2 separate regions of the Homo sapiens genome follow, and region 2 is linked to region 1. Evidence: chromatin loops called from intact Hi-C (ENCODE). Cell type or tissue: endothelial cell of umbilical vein. All regions are shown on one strand. Each heading gives the region's core, and the rest is flanking DNA. Links, peaks and the distances in the headings are about the cores only. Region 1 has its middle 29 kb from the start of KIF2A. Region 2 overlaps KIF2A (kinesin family member 2A).

Region 1 (12,039 bases), core at 2,817-10,816:
TTTACTTTCTCAATGCAGATCAGCTTTCTTGTTTGCAGTCCACACGTAGCAGAAACAGTTCTGAAGTTGGCATTTATAGACTGGTCACCTAGAGAGAGATGATCGTTTCTCATTCCAGTTTTACATTCCTGAGGAAGGGACCAATAGATTTAATTAAGTTTAGATGCCCACCTTCAGACCAATTAAGCATGACTTGGGGCAGGGTCACATTATGGGAATATTGCAAATCCTGCTGCCACTCTCCAGATTGGGCAATGGGGTGAGGCAATTTCTGGAAAATAGTTGCTGGGTAGACAAAACAATAGGTATGTTTTTAATGACTCTGTAGATAAGTTAAGAGATGACATACTCATAATAAAACATGAAGGGTGTTCAGAGTCCAACATAAGTCTCTGGAGTTTGACACAGCAAATCACAGGGTATTGTCAGTGTCATTGTAAGAAATGATTATTTAGAGCCTTGGTCTGAGACAGGGTAGCATTTGTTGTGTTCTAATCATTTTAACACAATATTATTCTGGTGAGGGTGAAAGCACTGTCTTCATTGCTACATCTAACAAAAAGAGTTTAATTAGGATTTTAATTTCCTTTGCTGAGTTGCTGGGGAAGGTTTCAGAAGAGATAAACTATGGGTTACAGCATCCACTACATTATTTAGCTATAAAGGAGGATTCAGAATTTTTTTTTTTAACACCTACCTCCTTCTAAGATCTTGATGACAACAGTAGTAGATTTGCTAATAACCAATTTCAGCATCTGGGAGTTTAATGCCATGTTTAAGTCCAAATACTTTTTTGTTTCATGTATTTTGGTGAAAAAAAATCTCTCTAAAAGGTAGAAAGACTGCCATTACAAATGTTTTTACGTTAAAATGGAAAACAAAACAAAACAAAAACCAACTATTGAGTATAAAAGTATGGAAGAACATGTTCCTGACCTAGTTTTTAAAAGAAAGAGAAATTATAATCAGAATGAAATTATCTCTGTAAATGTAACTATCAAGTGAATGGCTTCTAATCAGCGGGGATATTGTGTGTGTGTATGTGTATGGAGGCTGGGGCGGTTGAGAAGAATAAAGATTATTCTTAGACTTCCTTTTGAATGCCCCCAAATGCAAACATTCCATTTTATTGTTTCTAATATACTACTCTAAAGTTTTTAGGTAGGATGGCTGAAGTCAGCATTAGAATCAGGGAAACGTAACCTCACCAACATCAGTGTTTTCTGCCCATTTGTGTCTGCGTGGGCTGAAAGAGGAAGAAACATATTCCAACCTCCTCCACTGCCTATTGGGACGGCTTGCTCGTTTTTCTCCCTGGACTTCCATGTCTCCTGGCTCCAGGCTTTTTCACATTGCAGGGATTGGTGATTTGTGCCATTAGCTCTTTTCCATCAACATCTAGCCTTCATTGGCAGTCTTGTCATTCATTCATTTGGTTTCTACTTTAAGATTCAAATTTTGATGTAATGATCCTTTTAACCAAACTCATCAATGCCAACATTTACTGCCCAGTATAATTATGATTCTATTTCCCTTAAATAATCAATGATCAACTCATAAAAGTGAGTTCTATGAATTTTGGCAGATTTTAATTTTTTCCTATCTTCTCTTTTTTTCCAAGTTTTGTATTAGCAAAATGTTAGGCATTTTGTAAAATCTATGTGTTCTCTCCAGTTGTGAATATAATTTTAAAAAAATGAATGATAGATGAAATAAATGTGCTCTAAGCTTCTAGGTAATTACTCCATCCAGTGTCTGTAGTCTAGATGAGAAAAATTATAAAGCTTTTGTCAGTCATCCAGAGGGGAGATGGCCCAAAGGGAGGTAGGACCATTAAAATTCCATAAGACTCTACACAAAGAAGGGGAGACAGAGTCCCAAACAAAACTCGAATTCACTTGTTTGAGCCTGCCCAGCATTAGTCATTTGTCAGCCTGATTATATAGTAATCAGAAGCTTAACAGTAAGAAATTACATAGTGCTAAGAAATCCTTCAAATGGATTTGTCCCTAAATTTACAGCTTTTGTTGTGTCATTATTTTTGTAGCATTTCTGTCGTGGTTTATATTTATGCTTTACTATGTTTTATGTTTCCGTTTTAAATCTCTTCCCCTAAATTCCTCCAAAACACTTTCTGAGTTAGAGGTTTATGCACATAACAAAGTAAGTTCTAATAAGCATTTGTTAAATGAATGGATATTAATAGGACAGAATAATAGATTGTTTTATCTGAGTTCTTAATATTTTTTTCTGTCTGGACCCCTTTGACAGTCTAATGAAGCCTATGGAGTCTTCTCAGAATAATATTTTTATTTGTTTTATAGAGATGGGGTCTTCCCATGTTGCCCAGGCTGGTCTCAAACTCCTGGGCTCAAGCAAACCTCCTGCCTCAGCCTCCCGAAGTGTTGGGATTACAGGCATGAGCTACTATGCCTGACCCTAATAATAATGTTTTTAATGCATAAAATAAAATATATAAGATTACAAAGAAAATCAAATATGTTGAGGAAATAGTTATAAAAATGGATGTCTTAATCAAATCATAAATAAAATAATGTAATATCGTGTTCAAAAACTACTATAATTTTGAAGTACTGAAGAAGGCAATAAATTTTTTTTTTTTTTTTTTGAGACTGAGTCTCACTCTGTTGTCCAGGCCGGAGTGCAGTGGTGCGATCTCGGCTCACTACAACCTCCACCTCCTGGGTTCAAGAGATTCTCCTGCCTCAGCTTCCCAAGTAGCTGGGACTACAGGCATGTGCCACCATGCCCAGCTAATTTTTGTATTTTTTAGTAGAGACAGGGTTTCACCATGTTGGCCAGGCTGGTCTGGAACTCCTGACCTCAGGTGATCCGCCTGCCTCCGCCTCCCAAAGTCCTGGGATTACAGGCATAAGACACCACGCCCGGCCAGCAATAAAATATTTTAAGATTCTGCAACACTACAATGTGATATGAAAATATCTGAAATTTCTATTGGTGACACTGTCTGTTGCTAAGGCTGATCTGTTATCACCAACATCTGCTCCTGAGACCTGGGCCTGTGTCCTTTCTTACCTGGGTACTAAAGCAACTCTACTTGTCCACAAAGTCTATCATGAAAGTTGTAGACTTTTGCTGTATGCTTTTTATTTCCTGCAAGAAACTTGCAAAAGGTCCCAATTCTCACCCTGTCCAGAAGAACAAATAATACTTTAGACAAGTCAAGGCATGTTTATTCACTACCCACCTCACCTCCAAGTCAACAAAATCTTAAAGATACAACTCTGATTTTGCCTTTCCCTCTGCGTGGTTTTAATTCCTTAGATATCACCTTTTTATTTGGAATTCACTCCAGTCATCTTGGTTTTGGAATTTTTATTGATCCTGTCTCCCTGTGCTTATTGATGTCACGGCTCAGAAGTTGTGCTGCTGGATATACATCGGCTATCTGTCACTCAGCTGGTTGAAATTATGGTTCCAGCTGTTGGCAATCCCACTGGACAGCCACCTGCATCTTAATGTCAAATATAGAGAGATCAGTAGGTTGCAACTACATTTGAGGTTGAAGCTTATGAAAAACCCTTTTCTCTAAGCCCTGACCCCACTTTAAATATTGTAGATATTTCCAGGGCTCAATCCTGAGCAGTCCCCATTTCTCTCCATAATCTTTGACAATTCCCAGGCTTGGTTTCTCTGTGTCCTTAATTCTGCTTCCTTCTCTGAAGAGCTGGAGTCTACTCTTTGCACTCTCTTTCTGTTGATAGGAGTCCTATCATGAATAGACAAGACAGTGTGATGGTTAATTTTATGTGCCAATCTGGCTAGGCTACAGTATGTAGTTATTTGATCAAATACCAGTTTAGATGTTACTGTGAAGGTGTGTATTATTTAGATATGATTAACATTTAAATCTGTAGACTTTGAGTAAAGCATATTACCTTCCATAATATGCATGAGCATCATCTAATCAGTTGAAGGCCTTAAGAGAAAAGACTGAATTCCACTCAGATAGAAGAAATTCTTTTTTTTTTTTTTTTTTTTTTTTTGAGACAGTTTCACTCTTATTGCCCAGACTGGAGTGCAATGCCACGATCTCAGCTCGCTGCAACCTCCGCCTCCCAGGTTCAAGCAATTCTTGTGCCTCAGCCTCCTGAGTAGCTGGGATTACAGGCATGCACCACCACACCCAGGTAATTCTTGTATTTTTAGTAGAGACGGGATTTCTCCATGTTGCTCAGGCTGGTCTCAAACTCCTGACCTCAGGTGATCCGCCCGCCTCGGTGCCCCCAAAGGGCTGGGATTACAGGCGTGACCCACTGTACCCAGCCAGGTAGAAGAAATTCTGCCTCCAGACTGCTTTGGACTTAAGACTGCAACACTGACTTCTCCCTGGGTCTCCAGCCTGCTGGCCTATCCTGCAGATTTAAGATTTGCCAGCTCCCACAATTACATGAGCCAGTTCCTTAAAATCAATCAATCAATCAATCAATCAATCAATCAGTATCTCTCTCTCTCTCTGTGTGTGTCTCAGAGAATCCTTACTTGTCTCTTTCAGATTTTGGAGGCTATTGGCATTCCTTGACTTTCTTGGCTGTGGCCCCATCACTTCAATCTTTGTCTTCATCTGTGAGTCTGTGCCAAATCTTCCTCTGTGTTTCTCTTATGAGGACTCTTGTGGTGGCATTTAGGTTCCACTTGGATAATCCAGGATAATCTCCTCATCTCAAGGTAAAATTCACGGTTTCTGGAGATTAGGACATGGACATATCTTTGGGTGGCCATTTTTCAACCTACCACAGTACCCTCTTGTGACAGCCAATTTCCTCTTTGACGTCTCTTAATTGCAATAGCATATTCAAATATAAAGTTCAATCTGAAAAATGGAGTTCTTTGAAGTGGGTCAATATAACATAGAAAACACACCATTCTACAGACCAGGGGTTGAGATATATCATATCAAGCCAAAAATGTTACATCCACATTTCTAGCAAGATTCTTTGCAGATTCAAGGATATGAGGCAGACATTCTGCAAGAAATTGACCTTGAGAGCACTTTCCATGCAAAATGCATCAAAACAAGGCCCAGGAGCAAAGCATGTTCATTATCTGACTTCTGGTGACCTTAATTATTCAGTGGATGATGAAATCCTAACGTATAATTTCAGGTTCAAGATAAGATAGATGCTCAAGTATAATAGATGTTTGCAACAGTATTAATATTTTGGCTAGAAGTGCAAGAAAGAAGTCAGATCCAGCTGTGATTTATCAAGAATTGGTGACTGGGCATGGTGGCTCACACCTGTAATCCTAGCACTTTGGGAGGCTGAGGCAGGCGGATCCCCTGAGGTCGGGAGTTTGAGACGAACCTGGCCAACATGGTGAAACCCCGTCTCTACTAAAAATACAAAAATTAGCCAGGCATGGTGGTGGGTGCCTGTAATCCCAGCTACTTGGGAGGCTGAGGCAGGAGAATCGCTTGAACCCTGGAAGCAGAGGTTGCAGTGAGCCGATCGTGCCACTGCACTCCAGCCTGGGCAACGAGAGTGAGGCTTTGTCTCAAAAAAAAAAAAAAAGAATTGGCAAAGATAATTTCCACATTTTTTCTTAATAATCAATAAAGCATTTGTTCAATAAATATATGCTGGATGAATAAATAAATTGCATGGACACAGTGATATTGCTGGGAGCTGTGATGGTACAGTCTGTATTTTCTCTCACTGTTACAGGGTGATCAGCCAAAGGTATTTTATGAAGACACTTTTTCACTCCACTAGGAATCTATGTTAGGAAATCCAACACCATTCATAGGTTAGATTTCCCAAGGTATTTTCTCCTGAAAGGGTAATCTACAAGGAAGAATTTCTGCCATTCCTTTTGTACTCAATCCTTATATTAACATCCTTAAAACTGGGAAAGAAACTTTTTGCTCAGTGGGATTGTTGATGAATTTAAATATTAACATGTTACATTTACCATTGACATTTACCTAGTGAAACACACCAGTTGTATCAATACAGGTAATAGTACTGAACGACAGCATAGCCTTGTATTAAAATATTACTTTAAAATGCTTTGAATTTGAAATTTGATTTCTGTATCCCATTTTCATTGATTGATGCCTATACTGGTGAATTCTCATATCCTTTGCTGGTATGCATTATCTATCTCCTGCTTTGATTTATTGGGGAAAGGCATGTTGCTGTATACATTGTTTTCCTAGAAGATTGCTTTGATTGTTAGAGGATGTTGGTTAAGACACTGAAGAAGCAGGTAAAATTCTTTCTGGGAGTAAAACATTAGTTAGGAGGTATGACTAGTGAGTGACTGTTCTGACTAAGCCTTCACAGATGTTTGCTTTCATTGGCTGCTATTTTGGGTTCACACTATCAGCAGGAAACAGAAGCGTGATTCTCTCTTGACCCTCTATTTTAGCAGAAAATGTACATTGAAAAAGCATACGAATGAAGGAAATGTGATTAGAAAATAACAGTAGTATCAATATAATCAACATGCTCCATTAAAATATTTTCCTGTTTCAAAATATCCTTGAGTCTTTATTTTAATACTTAATAAAACTGCACTCTCAAATATTTTTGTTGTTGTTTAGAGAAGAAATAAATGATAGTCTGTGTTTTACAGGCATTTCTCAGGACTCAGCATAAAACAATGTGTATAAGAAATTATACTCTCTTTACCTTAAGCCAAGTGACTTACCTACTAGTCAAGTTTTTAAAGAATGAGAAGTATATTTCTCTGGCTAACACAGTGAAACCCCATCTCTACTACAAATACAAAAAATTAGCCGGGCGTGGTGGCATGTGCCTGTAGTCCCAGCTACTCGGGAGGCTGAGACAGGAGAATCACTTGAGCCTGAGAGGCGAAGGTTGCAGTGGGCCAGGATCGTGCCACTGCACTCCAGCCTGGGTGACAGAGTGAGACTCCGTCTAAAAAAAAAAGTATATTTCTGCTCCTTGTCTTTAAATATCCAGCACAGGTTTTTCAATATTTTAATTTTATTGTCACCTGAATTTGTATTTAAAATAATAATTTTTTTTTACAGTGCAACTCATTTTTATAAATCTCAGAACATAAAAAGATCATTGAAATAAGGCCAGGCGTGGTGGCTCATGCCTGTAATCCCAGCACTTTGGGAGGCAGAAGTAGGCAGATCACCTGAGGTCAGGAGTTCGAGACCAGCCTGGCCAACATGGTGAAACCCTGTCCCTACTAAAAATACAAAAATTAGCCAGGCATGGTGGCGTGCACCTGTAGTCCCAGCTAGTCGGGAGGCTGAGGCAGGAGAATCACTTGAACCTCGGAGGCGCAGGTTGCAGTGAGCTAAGATCACACCAGTGCACTCCAGCCTGGGCAACAGAGTGAGACCTTGTCTCAAAAAAAAAAAAAATTGTTTAAATAATAAACGTAAAGAAATGCTTTTCGAATTCTCTTACTTAAGTTTTTTTCATGCATCAAAACGCCTTTGGATTTACTTTCTTTTTCTTGAGTTTATCTGATGGTAATGTGAACACTCAAGCACTAAAGGGAGTTGTAAAGATGCCCATGTTCAGAGTTCCTATCAAAAGAAAGAAACTTCTGAACAAGGTTATAGTACTCCACATTTCCTTCCCAAGAAGAAAAACTTTATATATTTCAAATTCACATTAATTAGTCATTACAAAAACCTTGTGAAGCTAAATGTCTGATCTATCTATCTATCTATCTATCTATCTATCTATCTATCTATCTATCTATCTATCATCTGCACTTGATATACTGACATGCTCTTTGCTAACTGTTACATCAGCAATTCAAATTTGTGCTTATATTTAAGCTACCCAGATTGCCAACTAAAGGGTTACTACTATCATTTCAGGTTAATGTGCGAGGTGGAGTTAAGGGATTCAAGATAGGGATAGCAGAGTTTCAGGGGACTTGACATGCTCAGATGATTAACTCTGCAAAAATGGATTCTGGGCAGCTATCACACTAGATTAAAATTACATGTTTATAAGATTGTGTACCACAATTGTCATGGATCTTTCTGGCTGTCTCTCCAATAGAAAAATATATCCATGAATCAGGAGACTAAGCAGTATGGTAGAAAGAATATAAACTTTGGAGTTGGAAAAACTTGGATTTGAAGGCTGAGTGGCTGGGTGCAGTGGCTCACACCTGTAATCCCAGTGCTTTGGGAGGCCGTGGCAGGTGGATGGCCTGGGCTCAGGAGTTCGAGACCAGCCTTGGCAACATAGCATAAATCCCATCTCTATAAAAAATACAAAAATTAGCCGGGTGTGGTGGTGTGCTCCTGTAGTCCTAGCTACTTGGAAGGCTGAGGTGGGAGGATCACTTGACCCCAGGAGATGGAGGCTGCAGTGAGCCAAGATCGTGCCACTGCAATCCAGCCTGGGCAACAGAGCCAGGCCTTGTCTCAGAAACGAAAAACAAAAAACAACAGCAAAAAAAGAAAGACTTGGATTTGAACTCCAGGCCTGTCTCTTTTCCTGTCTCTTGGTAAGTTAACTAATGTATGTGAGCCTCAGTTTCTCCATCTTTAAAATAGAGATAGTATCATCTTTTGTAAGTTAAATAAGAAAATTTATGTAAAATGCTTATTAGAGTATCTGGTACTTTAGGTACACTATAGATATTAACATTTTCCTACCTTTGAAAGACCTGAATTAAACTAGAATAACTTTAGATATATTATAATAAGGCCAAAAGTCCTTAATGCACATTATCACAGTTATTAAAATAACATAGATTCCTAAAAGAAATACAATTGGGTCTATTAGCAATTAAGCTGGGGTCTATAAGTAACTTAAACTTTCTTCTTTAATAATATTATAAATGAAAACAATAATGCCATAATAATGATAATAGACATTTACTGAACACTATATGCCATACATTTTGTTATATGCACTATTTTATTCAGCCCTCACAACAATCTTGTGAGGCAAGTACTATGATGATCCCCATTTTAGGAAGGTTCAGTAACTTGTCCAAGGTCATACAATTAGTGAGTGGTAAGGCTGGGGCTTGAACTCAGGTCTAGATGACTTCAAGTTGTACACCTGAACTAAGCTGTGACAGTAGAAATAAAGAGGAGGTGATAAATGAAGAGATATTAAGAGTTAAAATGGATTAGACCTGGCTCTGTGGATGGGGTCTGAGGGAAAGAGTGGAGTCAAGGCAAGTAAACATGTCACTAATGGTGCTCTTCTAGGTAGATCAGTTTAATTACAGGTAACAAAAGCCCTGATCAGTTAACTTAACCCCTCCTTCCCCCGGGAAGAGTTTACTGTAAAACCGTAGGAGTGACCCAGAGAACCCAAAGCCAGGAATGCAGCTGCTGTAGGAACACAGGAAATATGTTCTCTCACTTCTTTAAACACCCGCTTCACTTGTTTCTGAGAGGGCAGGGTTCCTTAGCTCCCAACCCACATGGAACAATTAATTCATGGCTGGCCCACAGCTCCCAAATTTGCATAGTTTAGGTTCAGCTACATAGAGGAACATTCTCTCTTTCTCTCCTAATTTCAAATTCCCAGTGCAGACAATCAAGCTGACCCAGTTGGAGTCAGGTGCCCCTAGTCCAAGCAACTGTTGCCAGGGATGCAGGGTTATATGACACAAACTTGGCTTCTGGGAAACCATCCAAGGCTAGGGAGCAATCCCCAGAGAAGAGGGTCTACGTCGACAACCCTGTGTGTGGCCACCACAGTGCCATTCACTAAGAGGAAATGCCCAGAGCCCTCGGCAGTGGTAGTATCAAGGAGGCTAGGAGCTAGGGCCTTCACTCTGGGAATAGGTATACTTTTATGGGGAAAAGTTTGGGGGTATTCATGACGAGTTGAAAATAATTCGCTATTTTGGCCGGGCGCGGTAGCTCACGCCTGTAATCCCAGCACTTTGGGAGGCCGAGGCGGGCGGATCACGAGGTCAGGAGATCGAGACCATCCTGGCTAACATGGTGAAACCCTGTCTCTACTAAAAACACAAAAAAATTAGCCGGGCATGGTAGCGGGTGCCTGTAGTCCCAGCTACTCGGGAGGCTGAGGCAGGAGAATGGCGTGAACCCAGAAGGCGGAGCTTGCAGTGAGCCGAGATCGCGCCACTGCACTCCAGCCTGGGCGAGAGCGAGACTCCGTCTCAAAAAAAAAAAAAAGAAAATAATTCGCTATTTCAAGACTTTCCGTTGTCCTTCATTGTAGAGCCCAATATCTGTTCCTGGGTATCAACAGTATCAAGTTTTCATGTCATCAAAGACAGAGACTATCCATCATGCATTTCAACCTCTTAAATCTCATTTGACTTTAGAATGTTTTAAGTTCAGGTTATGGGGTGCTGTGGGGTAATGGGGTGCTCTTGTCAAAACCTCAGTGTTTTGGGGAAACCCTGACAGTATGGTAGCTGTAAAAAATTGTCATTTTTTAGTTGTAGTTGTTTCTGTTTTTGTTTTAAGGGTTGAGACTTAAACTTACCTCCGGGACAGATAGCTCTTTTATTTTGGAGAAACCTCCACTATAAAGCAAATTAAATTCTTTCTCATTGTTCATAGGAAAAAAACGTAATGAAGGGGGGTAACTCAGGAACAGATGCATCCAACAGAGCAGCTCTGTTTAGAAACCCATGTCTCCATCACTGACAATTCCCTTAGAAATGGGACTTAGGCCTGCATACTGACCTTCCAGCCTATCTTTCCCCATAGGGTGAGAAGTCTGCGGGGCGATGGGGGCATGCTTACTGGAGCCTGCTTTCCAATTTCTTGACCATGTTTTGGGTGTCAAGGACCCTTTAATTTCCTGCCCAAACATCCCTGAGCCTGCTCCAAGGATCTCTGCAGGCCTCTTTACTGAGTCTGGTTTCTTGATAATATCCCTAGGCCTAGGGATATATGGACAGAGCCTAAACGAGCAAATTGAGGGGTGACTACAGGTGAGGCCCCTTGAGGTATGGGAGCTGGATGGAAGAAGAGGGGTGGGTCAGGGCCCTCTTGCCCAGACACTGCAAATGTTATAGATGGGGCTGCCCTCAGAGTAGTAGTTCTCAAACCTTAGTATACAGAAGAGTTAATGGACGTTTTGTTTAAAATATTGATTGCCTGGGCCCTGCCACCAGAGATTCTTATACAATCAGGTCTTGCATGGTGTCCAAAAATCAGTATTTTAATAAGTCCTACAGAGACTACATGTTAGAAGATACTTCTTTGGAAATTTTATTTCCTTCTATTTGAATTTAGAAGCATAGTGCTTATTTATTTTTTCTTGTTCTTGTAGAGGTATTGTGTATGTATGTGTGTGTGTCATGTCAAAGAATTTTCCTTCAGGATAGTTGCAATGGAGTCCTCCAAAACTGCAGAAAATATACTTAGGGCTGACATTTTAACTTTTTGTTGGGGGAGTCCCCCTGGGGGAGCCTTGGTGTAGCACAGCTTAGTGTAGGTAGCACTGACATGGTGATGTTAAGAGTGGAGTGTGTGGATCATGGGAAGCGTGCTGATGGTGGACAACGATGGCTCTGATGTCTTTTGGGGGCTACGGTGTAAGAGCAGTGATGCCTTGAAGAGAGTGCATCATCCAGCAAAGAATCAGTTTCATGGCAGAAAATGAGGACCTGGGAGGTGGGCTTAAGGCTGGGGAGAAAGGGAAATCTCTGTTTTATTTTTTGAACTTGACATTTTGTCTGGGAATCTAAGTTGTGGAAATTTTTGGATTATTCTTGAGGGGAGAAGTGAGCTGACCTTTGCTAGGGAAACAGGCTACATTCCTGAGATTAGACCTCTGTGATCTCTAGTTGCCACTTCTAATGGAAGATATCAAAATTTGCTGGGTTTTTCCTCCCTCTCATTGTGCCCACACTTGAGGAATTAGGTAGAGATGAGGAGGAAATGGGTCTCCTCTTCTGAGGCCATAATGGTGGTAGGGGAGACTCACTGGTGCTCAGAGGCAGGTCAGTCTTGAGGCCCTTATCACTCAGGCTGCAGCATGGTAGGAAAACTAAGAAACCAAATACCAAGTTGTGCGCCTGAGCACATTTAAGAGACAATATTTG
Region 2 (12,039 bases), core at 2,413-10,412, 62 kb before region 1:
ATTCTCCTGCCTCAGCCTCCCAAGTAGCTGGGATTACAGGCACGTGCCACCACAATGGGCTAATTTTTGTATTTTTAGTAGAGACGGGGTTTCACCATGTTGGCCAGGCTAGTCTCGAACTCCTGACCTCAAGTGGTCTGCCCTCCTCGGCCTCCCAAAGTGCTGGGATTACAGGCATGAGCCACCACGCCTGGCCCTGGCTAAATTTTGTATTTTTAGTAGAGGACAGGGTTTCTCCATGTTGGCCAGGCTGATCTCAAACTCCTGGCCTCAGGCGATCTGCCCACCTTGGCCTCCATAAGTGCTGGGACTACAGGCGTGAGCCACCACGCCCGGCCTTGTGGCCTACCTTTTATATGAGCTCATATAAAAATCCATATAAGTAATAAATGAACATAATCTTATAGATTTCAAATAGTGAGGATGTTAAGTACTCTCAAATGATATACTGGTGTTGCTTTTTAAAGAAAAAACTAAAATACATACTAGTGATCTTTCCATGACAATATGTATAGACCTACCTATTATTTTTCATAACCACAAAGCATTCCATAAATGAATATATCACAATTTATTCCTTTATTAGGAGTATTATTTCCAACTGTTTGCCATTAAAAGATGCTGCACTGAATATCTGAACATAGGTGTGAATGCTTCCACAAATAAAATTTCTAGAAGGAGAATTAGTGGGTCAAGAAAATTGAAATTTTGATAGATATTCCTGAACCGCCCTTTGTATACATTCTCACCAACAGTGGGACCTATTCCTCCACACCCTCAACAACACTGAGCATTATCAATCCTAACACTTTTATCATCTCATGTGTCAGATTTCTTTAAGCTACTACTTTTTAAGTATGAATATGTCAGATACTAGCTCATTTAATTCACATTGGTTCATTTAATCATAACAAATATACCTACAAAGTAGGTATCTGCATTTTTTTTTTTTTTTGAGATGGAGTCGCGCTCTGTCACCAGGTTGGACTGCAGTGGTGCGATCTCGCTCGGCTCACTGCAACCTCCACCTCCCAGGTTCAAGCGATTTTCCTGCCTCAGCCTCCTGAGTAGCTAGACTACAGGTGCGCACCACCACGCCCAGCTAATTTTTTGTATTTTTAGTAGAGACAGGGTTTCACCATGTTGGCCAGGATGGTCTCCATCTCTTGACTTCATGATCTGCCCGCCTCAGCCTCCCAAAGTGCTGGGATTACAGGCGTGAGCCACTGCGCCCAGCCGGTAACTGCATTTATAGATGAGAAAAATAAAGCTCAAAGTTACACAGTGAATAAGCAGCATGGGTCTAAACCTTGGTCAGATGTAAAAGTACTTGCTATTAATCACTATGCTTCTCTACTCACTTCAATTAAGCTGATGAAGATGTCTATATGTCTTAAGTCCAGGCATTCCTATAAAAATGTATAAACGGTAACACAAATTCTCAACCCTCATGTGTACCAGAAACTCCTAGGGAGCTTTCACAAAATAAAATGACATTGCTTGAGTCTTGCCCCCAGATAATGAGCCAATTCTTAACAACTTCACTGCTATCATCTTGGTGCAAGCTACCAATGCCTTGTACTTAGATTACTGTGATACTCTCCCAACTAGTCTTCCTGCTTCCAACTTATCTGCCCTCTGTCTGTTCTCCAGAGCAGCCAAAATGTTCCTGGTAAAAAGTGAGTCAGATATTACTCCTTTGCTCAAAACCTTCCAATGACTCCCCCATCTCACACAGAGTAGAAGCTAAAGTCCTTTCAATGACCTATTAATGACTTACAACAAAGCCCTACATGATCTGACCCGCATTACCTGTGACCTCATTCATGCCTTACTAAAGTCACTCCTTTTTAATTGTCTGATTCCTATCTCACACAATACCACCTCCATTCCCCCCACTTCCCCAAAAGATGGGTCACAAACTTAAATGTGAAAGATGTAAAAGCAACTGAGTAAATAGTGGTGCCTTTTACTAATACAGATGGGCATTAGAGGAGATGCAGGTGCTGGGGGTGGGTGAAATTGATGACCTAAAAAAATACTGGGAGGAGTCAAAAGGGAGTTAAAAAAGGGAAATTAAATAATCCTTACTTCAATTTCAGAGACAAATTAGGTAAATAACCAGTGGAAGTGATATGTGTCATTTGGAGTCCTCTGAGAAGCAGATGAGAGAGTTGGGAGTACAAGAGGTTTACTGCTAAAGATAAAAGGGGGAGGAAAGAGGACTGAGCACAGAAAACTTTCAGACCAGGCTGGGTGCGGTGGCTCACGCCTGTAATCCCAGCACTTTGGGAGGCTGAGGCGGGCAGATCACTTGAGGTCAGGGGTTCAAGACCAGCCTGGCCAACATGGTGAAACACAGTCTCTACTAAAAATACAAAATTATCTGGGTGTGGTGGTGGGCGCCTGTAATCCCAGCTACTCAGGAGGCTGATGCAGGAGAATCACTTAAACCCAGGAGGTGGAGGTTGCAGTGAACCAAGATCGCTCCACTGCACTCCAGCCTGGGCAAGAGCGAGACTCCACTTCAAAAAAAAAAAAAAATTAAGATTAAAATAAAAAATAATGAAAACTTTCAGACCATGATGCAGATTTGAAACCTATGAAGGAAGTGGCTGTGAAGCAGGACTGAGCAGAGAAAGCCTCAGACCTTGATGCAGATCTAACAAAGTCTTGGTCAACCCAGTAGGGTGCTTCAGAGCAAGACTGCCCATTAGAGGAGTCCTGCACTGAGCCAAAATGGATATGTCCTATTACCCATGCCATGCTCTATCACTGGCTGTGGATTTCCCAGGAAATTCAAGTTCTCAACCCCAAACCTAAAGGCCCTGAAGGTACTAACAACTGGAGGTTGTCAGCTAACTGCACTCCCTGAAACTGAAATTCTTTCTTAGAGAGACATCTAAGCAGTGCACCTGCATGGCTGCCACAGCATATGAGAAAGAGGATGAGTTTAACTGGTAGTGGGAATGAAGAGTGGACCCCAGAGAGCCATAAGCAGCCCAGTCACCATCACAATCTGGGAGGAGCCTACCGCTGCTGCATCAAGCCCCGCATCAATCACCATCTCTACAACATGAGTAGTGAGGCTAAGACCTGGCAGCCATCCTTTCCCCAACTGCCCGTGGCAGCCCCACAATATACTAATACCCACTAGTGGGGACAAGAAGATTATAGCAACAAAGGTTTTGGAGAAAGTAAAAGAGTTTAATAAAACACTGATATGGTTTTATCAGCAGAAAGGAAGGAAATATTTCAGCCTAAGGAAGATGCATTTTAATCAGACTACTGTGAAGAATAACCCTCAGCAGGAAATGAAGAGGCCGTGGTTGAGGTTAAAGAAATGAGACACCTAGCTATCAAATCTAGTTGGAAAAAAAAGAAAAAAGAAATGAGTTACCAAGGTGGATCTCCATGCAATTACCAGTAGAATTACCACAGTAATGAGAATGGGGAAAAATATGTGGATATTCCAAAAGGCAAGACCAACACAACCATTCTTATTGTTGGGCATCTACCATGGTATTCCCACCCTTCTAGGCAAGGAGTGACTTAATGTACCATAACTAGGTGTGCGAAAAAAAGGTGGGCCGGTGGAGCAAAATTCGTACCAGGACTACAGGTCGCAAATTCACAGAAACTTTAATCTCCAAAGACAGGCTAGAGAGATTGGCAATGAGAGGATAAAGCAAATCAAGGAGGCTGGGCACAGTGGCTCACACCTGTGATCCCAGCACTTTGGGAGGCAGAAGCAGGAGGATGGCTTGAGCCCAGGAGTTTGAGACTAGGTTGGCAACATACCGAGACCTCAACTCTATAAAAAAAATTTAAAAATCAACAGGGCATGGTGGTGTCCACCTACAGGCCCAGCAACTTGGGAGGCTGAGGTAGGAGGATTGCTTGAGCCTAGGAGGTCAAGGCTGCAGTGAGCTGTGATTGTGCCACGGCACTCCAGCTTGGGCAAGAGTGAGATCCTGTCTCCAAAAAAAAAAAAATCAAGGAGACAACATCCAGTATCAGCAGTCTCCTCAATATTGGAACCTCTATGACCTCAACCACCAGTGTACACATCCAGAAAGCCTTAAATCACAAGTTTGCAGAGTCAAAAGCATCTGATCTAAGACTAAACTCTAGAGGTTGAGCAGGGCAGGACTGAGAATTATGTTGCCTTATCTCTACCATAATCCAGTTTACTCATCCAACAAGAAGTGAATACGAAATTCCAGCAATAAGAAATGAATAGACAAAGTCTTAAGCATTTGCTTTTTGCCAATTAATCAGATAACTAGAACCATCTACACTACCTACAATACCAATGCAGCATGGGGCTTTTATTTGCACCAAAAGATGTCTCTAAAAAATGTTATTTTCTTTTTAAAAACCAACTTTACCCAATATGACTTTAAATATTTTTTAATTGTCGTATATATGGCTTTTCATTGAGCTACTCAAATACCTCTTTTTAAATTATAATACAAATTTATAATTTTTCTTTTTAAATTTTAATTTTTTTCTTTAACAAAGACATCCAATGATTTATTTAGAAAGTTAAGTAGTAAACACCTGTTAACAAAGGTGTTAAGTAATAAGAGAAACAATAATAAGATACATGAAAAATTTTTCAAAGGAAAAAATCATGATATGGTGACAACATACAGGCATAACAAGAAGGTTTCAAGCCTGGATGACTGGGAGAATGATGCCACTAGGGGGAGAACAATGAGATGCTCAAGTCTCAGTTGTTAATAGGGATCATGCATAGACGTTAATAAGACTAATCAGGACTAGAAATATCTTTCCCTAGAAAATGCAACAATCTTTCCATGTGGCCTTCCAATACCATCCCATTTCTCTGATCCACCTGAGAAAACTCCTGTATTCCATCTTCACTAACTCATTGCCCTTTGACTCTCTCTGATTCACCATTTACTTTACTGTGAATTATATCACATATACTTCCACATTAAAGAAAAATAATAATAGAGCAAATGCCTGTGTAACTACCACCAGCTAGGTTAAAAAACACTTTTGAAACCCCATACATTCCCCTCCCAAAGATAACAACTGCCAGGTGCAGTGGCTCACGCCTGCAATCCCAGCACTTTGGGAGGCTGAGGTGGGTGGATCACCAGAGATCAGGAGTTTGAGACCAGCCTGGCCAACATGGTGAAACCCCCTCTCTACTAAAAACACAAAAAATTAGCTGGGCATGGTGGTGCGTGCCTGTAATCCCAGCTACTCAGGAGGCTGATGCAGAATTGCTTGAACCCGGGAGGCAGAGGTTGCAGTGAGCCAAGATCGCGCCATTGCACTCCAGCCTGGACAATAAGAGCAAAATTCTGTCTCAAAAAAAAAAAAAAAAAAGTACTAAAAGTAACTACCCAGATATTTGAGATAATCATATTTTGGCTTTTCTTTATAGTTTTATCACCTTTAAATGTAACACACACACACAGAAATCTAAACAGTTTACTTCTCTTTAAATTGCATATGCATGGATTAACACTATTTTAAGACCTGTGTGTTTTTTTTTTTTGCTCAATACTATTTTTTGCAATTCATTTATGTTGTATATATAAAATGTATATAACTCATTTTCACTACAATATAGTATTTCATTGCACAAATATACATTTTATCTATTCTACTATCAGACATTTGAGTTGTTTTTATGTTTCTGCTATTAGGAACAATGATGCTATGGACATTCTTACATATGTGTACTGGTACAAATGTGCAATAATTTCTCTAAGATACATAATAAGAGAAGAAATACAGAATAATTGAGTCCACATATATAAAACTTTTCTCTTCGGTGCCATGATGCTTCCTATCGATAGTGGCTGTGTGATAGTTTGTATATTCATCCCTGCCTAAATCTCACGTGGAATTGTAATCCCTATATTGGAGGTGGGGCCCAGTGGAGGTGATTGGATGGTGGAGGTGACTAGATCACTGGGGTGGATTTCTCATGAATGGTTTAGCACCATCCCCTTGGTGATGAGTGCACCATCCCCTTGGTGATGAGTGCTGTCCTCATGACAGTGAGTTCTGTTCTCTGGCTGTTTAAAAGTGTGTGGCATCTCCCTCTCTCTTGCTCCTGCTCCCCCTTAGCCTTCATGAGACCTTCCCAGAAGCTGAGCAGATGCCAGCATCATGCTTCCTGCAAAGCCTGCAGACCTGCAAGCCAATTAAACCTCTTTTCTTTATAAATTACCCAGTCTCAAGTATTTATAGCAATGAAAGATGGGCCTAACACACAGTATCTATAATGATTTGTAATCCCCCTAGCAATTACTCCACATTCATGAAAACAATATTAGTCAGATTTAATGTATCATATTATGGTTCTAATTTCTCTGATTTAATGAGGTTTTGCCTGTTTTTGTGCTTGTTAGCCATTCAGGCCTTTTGAGTACTGACTTGAGTGTTGGGGCCTCTTTGTTTGGGCTATTTCTCTATAGGAATTCTATATATATTCTTGATATTAATCTTTTGTTGTATGTATAGCAAATATTTTCTACAAAGTTGTGGCTTATCTTTTCATGTTCTTTATGGTGCTTTTGATGCATTTAAATTCTTAATTCTAATGTAGTCAAATGTATGTTTTTCCATTATGGATTTTTTTTGTTGTTTTTTGGTATGCTATGAAATTTTTCCTAAGATTGAGATCCCTAAAACAGTCTCTTACATTTTCTTTTAAAGTTTTATAAGCCAGATGTGGTGGCTCAGGCCTGTAATCCCAGCACTGTGGGAGGCTGAGGTGGGCAGATCACTTGAGATTAGGAGTTTGAGACCACCCTGGCCAACATGGTGGAACTCTAACTCTACTAAAAATACAAAAAATTATCCAGGTGTGGTGGTGGGTGTCTGTAATCCCAGATACTTGGGAGGCTGAGACAGGAGAATTGCTTGAGCCCGGGAGGCAGAGGTTGAAGTGAGCCAAGATTGTGCCTCTGCACTCGAGTCTGGGTGACACAGCAAGACTCCGACTCGAATAAATAAAATTTTACAAAACCTTTCATATTTGGGACCTTAATCCGTTGGCATTTTGTTATTTTTATATGATAACACAATTTCCTTTCCAGGACCATTTCCTGAAAATTCCCTTTCCCCTCTACTTATCAGCAATACTACCTGTGTCATAGTTCAAGCATACATGCATGAGTTTATTTATCCCTGAACTAAAATTACATTTAGTATTATAGCTTTGCTTATTATTAAGTCTTGCCATATAGAATAAGCCCTCCTGTCTTATTGTTCTTTAAGAGTCTCTTTGATCTTCTTGGCCTTTTGCATGTCTGTATAAACTTTAGAATCAGCTTGTGAAGTTCCAAAAATCATATAAACCAATAATCACAAAACACTACCTATTGGGATTCTGACTGGAATTGCATTGTCTGTTTTGTTCTGGATTTTTATATCATTAATTAAGACTGATACTGGCCAGCAATTTTCCTTTCTCAAAGCTACTTTTTTTTTTTTTTTAAGAGTTCGGGGGTCTCTCTCTGTGCCCAGGCTGAAGTACGGTGGTGTGATCATGGCTCACTACAGCCTCATGTGATCCTCCTGCTTCAGCCTGCCGAGTAGCAAGGATTACAGGCATGCACTACTATGCCTGGCAAATTTTTTGTAGAGACAGGGTTTCGCTATGTTGACCACGCTGGTCTTTAACTTCTGGTCTCAAGCAATTCCCCTGCATCAGCCTCCCAAAGTGCTGGGATTACAGGTGTGAGCCACTGCTCCCAGCCTCTCATAACAATCTTATTAGATTTTGGTATCATGGTTATACTAATCTTTATTTTTTTTTTTGAGACAGTCTTGTTCTGTTGCCCAGGCTGGAGTGCGATGGTGTGATCTCGGCTCACTGCAACCTCTGCCTCCCAGGTTCAAGTGATTCTCCTGCCTCAGCCTCCTGAATAGCTGGGATTACATGCACGCGCCACCACACCTTGCTAATTTTTGTATTTTTAGTAGAGAGGGGGTTTCACCACGCTGGCCAGGCTGGTCTGGAACTCCTGACCTCAGGTGATCCGCCCACCTTGGCCTCCCAATGTGCTGGGATTGCAGCCATGAGCCACCGTGCCCGGCTGGTTATACTAATCTCATAAAATGATTTTCTATGGCAGAGTTTTCCCTTTCCGTACTCTAGAATAGTTGGTGTGAAATTAGATTATTCAACTCTTGAGTATTTGGTAGGCACTTGTTAAACCATCTTGCTTTGCGTTATTATAAGAAGATCCAATTTCCTTAATAATTATAGTATTAGTTTTTATTGTTTTCATAATTATATTTTTCTAGGAGTTTTAGATAAAGTTTCCACATTTTTGGCATCAAGTTCATATCTGTTTAATGCCTCTGGCATCTGATATGATGTCCACATTTTCATTCCTAGTATTTTGGTAAACTTTTTTCTCTTAATCTCACCTGGGATTTGTTCATTTGTCTTTTCCAAGAATAAACCTGACTTCGTTGAGTCTTTTTTATTAGGTGTTATTATGTACTTAATTTCTGCTATTATTACTTCTTTCTTTCAACTTACTTTGGGCATATTTTACTGTTTTTTCCCCTTAAATTCTTAAGATGAATGCTTAAGTCATTCACCATCCTTATTCTATTTTCTTTATAAGCCGCTAAAGCTACACATTTCTTTCCCAGAACTGTTTTAGCAGCATCTTACAAGTTTTTACATGTAGTTTTTTTGTTATTGTTCAGTTCCACCTATTTTTCTAATTTTCATGATGCTTTGTCTCATGAGTTATTTAGAAATGTTTCTCAAATTCCAGACATGGGGGTTTTCTAGGTATCCTGTTAATGATTTCTAAAGGTGAGATAACTGACCAATCAGAACAGACAGAGTCACAATAATTGGTATGACTTTTCCCAGTGCACAGTGGCTGAATACCCCTGTATTTCTACCATAACTGTACTGGGCTGCCTTCCTTGATGGAAAATTTCTTATAAATCTAGCTCCAGGAGCAAATCAGCGGCATTTAAAAACCAGCATTTTTAAGAGGAGCCGCAGAAGTCCTTGTCTTCAAACAGTGGACCTGACTCTGATTCTCCTTTAAAGTCTCTTTCTCCCGCATCATCCTATAGGAATCAAACTTTTGACATCCATGCCTGCTTCAGCCTCATCCATCTCTTAGAATTCCTGTTCCATTACTAATCCATGATCTTGTTTTTGAGCTCAGCTATGCCTTTTTGGTTTCCTCTTATGTGTTTGGGACAGAAGGATGCCAATACATGAACTTTATTATACTATTTTGAACCAGAAGCCTCAATCCATCTTTAAGTCCTAAGTCATATTCATAGAAAATGAGGTCAGATTTGAAAATTCTAAGTTTACATTGTTATATAAAATCAATACTACCATATAAAAGATAACTTATAGTTTCAAAAACTCTATGGCTTTTTAAAACTTAAAATCCAGAGACATATTTAAAAGTCTTCCATTTTGTTTCAATCTAGTTGTAAACATAAATTAGTACAGAAAATGTCATCTGTTAGGGGTAAAGTGAAACAAAAAACACCTGCAAGGAGTTTTCTCAATTTTTTATTAAAATATTTAATTAAAAATAATACCCACTGTGGCACTGTCCTCCATTGAGAGGTGAAAAGGTGGTGAGGAGGAGCTGGCAATGCCCATCTCTAGGAATCCGGACAAGCCCTGCCTCCCAGGTTCCCGTTTATATCCCCAACTTTCCAACAGGTTCTGACCTCCAGGCAGTTGGTTCAAAGTTACAAGTGCTTGTGACCCTCCCTTGAGCTCCTCCAGGCCCACCCCTGTACAGAATTCAAGGGCCACCTGAACAAACTCCTTGCTTTTTCTCATTTTTGGGCTCCTTCGTTCATGCTACAAAGAGGATCTGAGGGACAGAGTGGCGTCTCTACTAGCTGGGGTAAGGGAGGAAATGGACAGTAATGGGGGACAGGGCCAAGAAGAGGGATGGTGATGAATACTCCAGAGCAGGATCGGGTAGCAGGGCACTGGGTCTCTCAGCATGTATAGCCCTTCCAGGCCCAATAGCTCCATGCGCAGCTCATCTTCTAGCCCTAGCCCCAACTCCAACCCTGCTACTGACACCTCAAAGCCAGGCACTCCAGCCAGGGTTGCTGCAATCTCCTTAGAGAAACCTGGGAAGGAGTCTCCTATGAGGATGATGTTCAGCCTTGAGCCACAGCAGGAGCAGTGGTGGGTCAAGTTCTGGTGGTTGAGGGTGTGGGAATCCTGAGGGCCAGCCACTGGTCCCTCACCTTCTAAAAATCCAGGCCCTTCAGAAAAGCCAGGGGGACCCATCACCAGGCTGATTTATGGGCTCTCCATGCTGAACTGCTCCAGTTCCCCAGGCTGAAGTCACTCATCGGCCAGTGAAGACTTGCCCAAGCCCAGTGGGCCGAGGCGGGGAGTATTCCATAATCCAATTGCCTGCTCAGGGGCTACCCACCTGAGGGCTGCGCTGAGCAGGCCTGAGAGGGCAGCTCTGGCTGCTGTAGAGACTTTGGGGTGTGTGGCTGGGTGTGCAGATTACTGGTCTCCAGGGGGACACCCTGAACGATGGAAGACAGGGTGGGTGACACTGGCAAAAACTGTTTGGGTAGCTGCTGTTGCGACCTTCTGGCATCGGCTGGACCTGTGAGCAAACTTAGGGGGCTGAGGGGTACAAGGCAGTGGTGGTGGGGAGGCCCCAGGAGTAGAGGTTGAGTAAGGTAGGGGCAGATGAAGAATAAAGTGGAGGACGAGAGGAGGAGTAGGAGAAGGAAGAGGAAGAGGGGGAGGAAGAGGGGGAGGAGGAGGAGAAGTGGGGGGCAGGGTACTTAGTGAGGGCTGGCCCAGGAAGGTAGTAGGCAGGGCATGGTGGGCCAAGGAAGAGGGAGATAGTGAGGGGAGACTGTGGATGCCCTGAAGATGGAGCTGAGGACTGCTCAGGGAAGTCTGGAGATCGGGATTGCTTAGGGAGGACTGCAGGGATGGGTGGCTGAGAGGTGAACAAAGTCCTGGGGCATCATGACCTGGACCCAAGTCCAGGCTCAGGCCCTCACTAATGCCCAGGTGAGTCATGATGTGAGTCAAATTGGAGGTACTGTTGCCCCTATTCAGGCTAGAGTAGGCTGTCTCCTCAGGGTCCGGGGGGTGGGCAGTGCTGGCAGAAAGTACAAATTGATGAGGTCAGGTAGGGACCTCCTGCCACATCCAGTCTTCATGGCAGGTGGGAGGACAGGAACATTGGCAAGCTGGCCAGGAAATGGAAAGATATTAATTCCAGGGACTTCATTAGGACCGGGGTCAGGAGGAGGGTGACGACAGCTTCTAAGTATCCCATGGCTTCAGCAAATGCTTGTCACCTAGGAGAACTTCTCCTCAATAGCAGGTACTTTGGAGTCCATTTTACCAACCTGAAATGTTGGCTGGGCAGGATGCTGGGAGGTGTGGGGCCTGAATAAGTATCCTGGGGACTGGGGTTCATCATACTTGTGTGAAGGGCAGAGTCAGAGCTTGTCCTGTTAAATGCAGATGCTGGGCAAAACAGGTACCCCTTCTCTGCAGGGAAATTGTCCCAGGAGATAGTCCTTCACCAGCTGGACACTTGGGGAGGAGATAAGTAGGCAGGACTATAGGGAGAGCTGTCAGTGTGGTAGGGTGTTGGCAGAGAACCACCATAACGGGAGCTCCTTGTGTATGGCAGTTGCAGTTTTTGGGTGTGTAACTGGGTGGAGCTGATGTCCATTATCATTTCCTCGAGGGCCACTGTGTCCTCAGCCTGACACTGCTTCTGCAGCGTGATCTCACTAAACTTGCACAGATTGAAAGCCAAGGCTGTGGCCGAACAAGGCTCATTTGCCCTGCCCCTGATGTCGCCATCTTCCTCCCGTTCCTTCCTGACACCCTCCCAGTACAAGCCACTGTTCCTCCCTCAACACCTCCCAGCATCCTATTCCAGCCACAGCGACTGCCGCCTCAGCCTCACAAACAGTTTTGGAAAGTACAGGCAAACCCTGCAGAATAGCTCCCCAATCATTATTTTCCCAATAGAACAC

The links. A loop is a pair of places that touch in the nucleus more often than their neighbours do. Peaks named below come from ENCODE experiments on the same cell type or tissue, not always from the same donor. Only the 100,000 strongest peaks of a DNase experiment are listed, where the experiment ranks them.
Region 2: it touches region 1 in a loop (3-fold over the local background); 2 of 110 quality-filtered maps call a loop at or near these places.

Annotation. Positions count from the first base shown.
Region 1 is chr5:62,271,471-62,283,509 of GRCh38, reverse strand. No RefSeq gene overlaps it. Among named protein-coding and RNA genes, the nearest start is that of KIF2A, 29 kb to the left of the region's middle. RefSeq lists a silencer at 11,914-12,039. In endothelial cell of umbilical vein, for the core only: no CTCF peak of the experiment used is centred there; a DNase peak (open chromatin) is centred at 6,369; H3K27ac peaks cover 1,350 bases.
Region 2 is chr5:62,333,263-62,345,301 of GRCh38, reverse strand. All of the region lies in intron 1 of KIF2A (kinesin family member 2A), which reads right to left. It also overlaps the pseudogene LOC100421358. Among named protein-coding and RNA genes, the nearest start is that of KIF2A, 33 kb to the right of the region's middle. In endothelial cell of umbilical vein, for the core only: no CTCF peak of the experiment used is centred there; no DNase peak of the experiment used is centred there.